Linked DNA regions of Homo sapiens: region 2 is linked to region 1. A link is an interaction called in ENCODE POLR2A ChIA-PET data of the cell type or tissue named here. Cell type or tissue: OCI-LY7. All regions are shown on one strand.

Region 1 (2,500 bases):
GTTTTCTTTATCTTGAAGGGGAAACAGATGGAGAAAGGTTGAAGGTGTGGTGGGGAGATGAAGTCCTAAGGAATTTGGCTAGCCTTTATTTAACATTATTTTCATTTTAAAAAATGCATGAAAACAGTAGAATGACATTGTGCATGGCTTTTCAATTCTGTTTGCAGAGGGTCACTTTGGAGCCATGCTTCTCCAACCTGTGGAGGTAAATGCTCATTCCCCTCAGCCAAGGGCACTCTGGTAATAAGAAGAAGCCCAGAGAAACCATTTCAGTAAAATCCTAAACCTTAAGTCAAAGTCCCCTGCATTACAAGGATACAGATGTACAAGATACTAAGGATTTAACCATGTTTAACAATGAAAAGTGGTCTTTCAAACGATGAGATACGGCTCTACTGGAGGACTCTAGAGCCTCCCTGTCCAATACAGTAGCCACTAGCCACATGGATCACCTGAGGCCAGGAGTTTGAGACCAGCCTGACCAATATGGTAAAATCTCATCTCTACTAAGAATACAAAAATTAGCCAGGCATGGTGGCAGGTGCCTGTAGTCCCAGCTACTTGGGAGGCTGAGGCAGGAGAATTGCTTGAACCCATGAGGCGGAGGTTGCAGTGAACCAAGATAGTGCCACTGCACTCCAGCCTGAGCAACAGAGCGAGACTGTGTCTCAAAAAAAGAAAAGAAAAGAAAAGAAAAAAGTAACAAAGGATTGTTAAGTCACGGTTGTTGGCTTTGGAAGAATTTGCTTTTCTTGTTCATTTTATATGTCCTTGTCCCTCTTCCACTCAAAAATATGTACAAAAATGCACATAAAAAACATGGAGTTAGAGTTTTTACACTCTCATTAGGAAACTAAGGCATAGCCACATTAAGGGATAACTATGGATATCCAGCCACAGTCAAATGATAACACAAGGCAGGGCTATTATATGAGTCCAAAGGAAAGAATGAGCACTTCCAGCAGGAGTTGCCAGGAGAAATTGGTGGGTCTAAACAGGTCCTGAGAGAATGGGCCAGATGGGGAGAAGAGCTAAGGGCAGTCCCTGAAAAGAGAACTGAATAAACTAAGAGGCAGAAGTGAAACTATGCAAAGAGAGATAAAGGGGCAGTGTTAGCCCGACAGAGCACTTCCACAGAGTAACCACAAAATATGAAGAAGAGCTACACTGAGAGCCAGGGAGAGGACTGTGAGTGTTAGACCAGCCTGGGCCACACTTTACAGACTATAAAGAACTCATTCAGGTCTCTAGGAAGGCTAATGACAAGATAGAAACAGGGTTTAATATAGTGGGGTAATTTAAATAAAATTTAGAATAAAGAATCTGTTTATCTGTGATTTCAAATCCTGTGATATTTGAAGAACATCCAAATGAGTGGCACTCCAATGCCAGAACATGTTTACGTTTTGAAATTAAGCCTCTTGTGTCGATGTATTTTAATTGGAGTGTGGGAGGGTGAGGAAATATCAAATTCTATAAACTTTCTAAAACATACATGTATAACTCCAAACTATTCTATTTCTCTAGTAAAAGGGGATGGCATACAACATGGCAGAAAGCTTGAAACAGTATCTCTGAATTAACTATATTGTCTTATTCTCTGTATTCTTGATGTGCTGACATCTGGGGCCTCAATGACATAGGAAGGATGCCCCTCCAAGGGTTAGCAAATTCCCAAAGATAGTGGCTCAGAGCATGTTTCTGATATGCAAACCAACCAATCCCAAATCCGTAACCCCAACCACATCCTTTTATGGACTCTATCCCCCTCCCCTCAATCATCCAGGGGCCAGGTGCTGGACAACCAGGAGCTACCCCTACAGCCCTGTCAGCTGAAATTATTCAAACTATCCAGTCCTAAGCCTATGTAGTTTACTTACCTGGCCTTGCCCATTCCTTCCTGCAAAAAAACACAATAAAAGCTCCTGCCCTCAGTTCTGTCTCTGTCGCTCCCTTTCCTCTTTGCGTACTGATTTTGCCTTGGTGCTTCCCTGTTTGGCTCTGTGTGACATGTCTGTTTCTAGAGGCCTGTGAGCATAATTAAAACTTCTTCCTTCATAACAATCATTTTCATGTTTCTGTGCCTTACCACACCTGATTAAAACGAATCTCAGGTACCATTAAAATAACCTGTCAAGCTTGAATCCAGAAGGTTCTCAATGTGAATTATTTGATCTTGAGACCCATTCACCAAGTACCTTGTGTTTCTACACCAACTCTCCTTTCCCTTATGCAGGTAACTAATTCAAGAACCATCACCAAAATATCACTTCTGAAAAGAACCATTCAGGATTTTCTGTGATTCAGAAGGTCATTACTGGAGCTCTGACATGAATTCATTCTTACCAGTAGACTCTTCCGCTCACCACGAAATGGTAATTTATACTCCATGAGGACGGGAGGCTCTGGCTACCTTGCTCATTGTTGTATCTCCAGCACCTACGTGTGTCTGACACAGTGCATACCTAATAAATGTGTCTGATGAATAAATGAATTGTAA
Region 2 (2,500 bases), 700 kb after region 1:
TCTGCCTCTCAGGTTCACACCATTCTCCTGCCTCAGCCTCCCGAGTAGCTGGGACTACAGGCGCCCGCCACCACGCCCAGCTAATTTTTTGTATTTTTAGTAGAGATGGGGTTTCACTGTGTTAGCCAGGATGGTCTCGATCTCCTGACCTTGTGAGCCACTGCACCCAACCTTCTATTACTAAATTTTTAAAAATATTATCTGAGTTCTTCCTTTTTAGGAAGGACTAGTTTTTTTAACCAGTCCACTGTTATTCATACACTTGGGTTTTACAGTCTTTGAAACATTATGAATAATAGTGTTATAAGTATCCTTAAGTATAAATCTGGTGTATAACCAGAGTCCTGGAAGAAGCATTGCTATGTCAGAAGACAGACTTAGGTACTTACCAACCTTTGGGATAGGTAAACACACATACATACCACTACCACGGCTATCACTACCAGAAAAGAAGTTCGACCCAGCTTATACTCAAAGCCTGAGTGTATAGCTTTTAAAAATAGTTATACTGTCCAGGCGCGGTGGCTCATGTCTGTAATCCCATCACTTTGGGAAGCTGAGGTGGGTGGGTCTTATGAGTCCAGGAGTTCAAGGCCATCCTGGGCCATGTGGGGAAACCCCATCTCTACAAAAAATACAAAAATTAGCCGGGCATGGTGTTGTGTACCTGTAGTCTCAGCTATGAGAGAGGCTGAGGTGAGAGGATCTCTGAGCCTGGGAGGTTGAGACTGCAATGAGCTGTGAGTGTGCCACTGCACTCCAGCCTGGGCAACAGGGCGAGACCTGTCTCAAAAAAAAAAAAAAAAGCATATTTGTGTAGTTTTCAAATGGTGAAAATTATTTTATTACTTAAAAATAACACATTAGGAGAGAAGGGTACAAGGGTCCAACTGTGAAGTTTAATTTTTTTTGTTAAGTCCATCCCCCCCGCACCATAGATTTCTTAGCTATTTGTGTGCATTTTTTGATTTTGCAAATATTTCTATTGGTATATCCATCTTTTCTTTATTAAAATAAGAGCTAATCTGCCTCAAGATGCTTTGGGGTTTTTGCAGTGGACTGAACAAAATTAAAGGTTATTTTATTTTTATTTTTTGTTGTTGTAAACCTCTTCGACCTGTCTACAATATCATTTTGAAATTTGAGTTGGGGCAATGTCTGTTACTTCTCTGTCATCACCAATAGTCAGCTAGAACATAACTTTTCCCTCAGAGAAAGTTACATGAAGGTTATATGTACCAGGAATTAGAGACAGTTTGGTGAGGAAGACATTTAGCCATTTGTCAAACCCATTTATTAACTAAAATAATTTTTGGAGAGGACTTAAACATGAAAAATACCTCAGTCTACATGATAAGACAGGCTGATATAATCAGATCATTGAATTGTTTCTTGTTCTTTTCCAGTATTAATTTTAAAGACCCACAGTTTGCTGAAGATTACATTTTTAAAGCTGTAATGCTTCCAGGAGCAAGGTAACAACAGTAAATTACCTAGATTTATTTTGTACAAATGGTTTTCATCCCTATTACTAAGTGTTGTCTTTTTAAATGGTCAGAAAGCCAGCAGCAGTACTGAAACCTAGTGACTGGGAAAAATCCAGCAATGGACGGCAGTGGAAGCCTCAGCTTGGCTTTAACCGTGACCGGAGGCCTGTGCACCTGGATCAGGCAGCCTTCAGGACTTTGGGGTGAGTTGTCAGTTTTTAGCCCTTGTATATTTTGCTTTTTCTGAATCATCCCATAAAACAAGTCAGTATTTATGCCATATATATAAATTTATGCCATATATATAATATATGATTATATATTATATATATTATATATAATATATAATTACATATATAATATATAATTATATATAATATTATATAATATATAATTATATATATAATATATATAATATAATATATATATAAAATTATAAATTTATATATATATAATTACAGGAGTGAGCCACCGTGCCCGGCCGAAACCCAGTATTTTCATAAAGTTTATATATATAATATATATAAATATATATTATATTTATAGTTTATATAATATATATAAATATATATTATATTTATAGTTTATATATATAACATATATAAATATATATTATATTTATAGTTTATATATATAACATATATAAATATATATTTATAGTTTATATAATATATATAAATATATATTATATTTATAGTTTATATATATAATATAGTTTATATATATATATTATATATATAAACTTTATGAAAATACTGGGTTTGGGCCGGGCACGGTGGCTCGCTCCTGTAATCCCAGCACTTTGGGAGGCTGAGGCAGGCAGATCATGAGATCAGGAGATCAAGACCATCCTGGCTAACACAGTGAAACCCCGTCTCTACTAAACAAAATACAAAAAGTTATCTGGGCATGGTGGCAGGCGCCTGGCGCCTGTAGACCCAGCTAGTTGGCAGGCTGAGGCAGGGGAATGGCATGAACCTGGGAGGCGGAGCTTGCAGTGAGCTGAGATTGCG

The links. ChIA-PET counts read pairs that join two places held together with the same protein. Peaks named below come from ENCODE experiments on the same cell type or tissue, not always from the same donor. Only the 100,000 strongest peaks of a DNase experiment are listed, where the experiment ranks them.
Region 2: POLR2A ChIA-PET joins it to region 1 with 5 read pairs; 2 of 35 experiments call an interaction of 5 or more read pairs at or near these places.

Annotation. Positions count from the first base shown.
Region 1 is chr20:20,667,733-20,670,232 of GRCh38, forward strand. All of the region lies in intron 3 of RALGAPA2 (Ral GTPase activating protein catalytic subunit alpha 2), which reads right to left. Among named protein-coding and RNA genes, the nearest start is that of RALGAPA2, 44 kb to the right of the region's middle. In OCI-LY7, no CTCF peak of the experiment used is centred here; a DNase peak (open chromatin) is centred at 1,089.
Region 2 is chr20:21,364,015-21,366,514 of GRCh38, forward strand. XRN2 (5'-3' exoribonuclease 2) reads left to right here. Exons shown (of 30, transcript NM_012255.5): 25 at 1,407-1,475; 26 at 1,559-1,690. Among named protein-coding and RNA genes, the nearest start is that of NKX2-4, 32 kb to the right of the region's middle. In OCI-LY7, no CTCF peak of the experiment used is centred here; no DNase peak of the experiment used is centred here.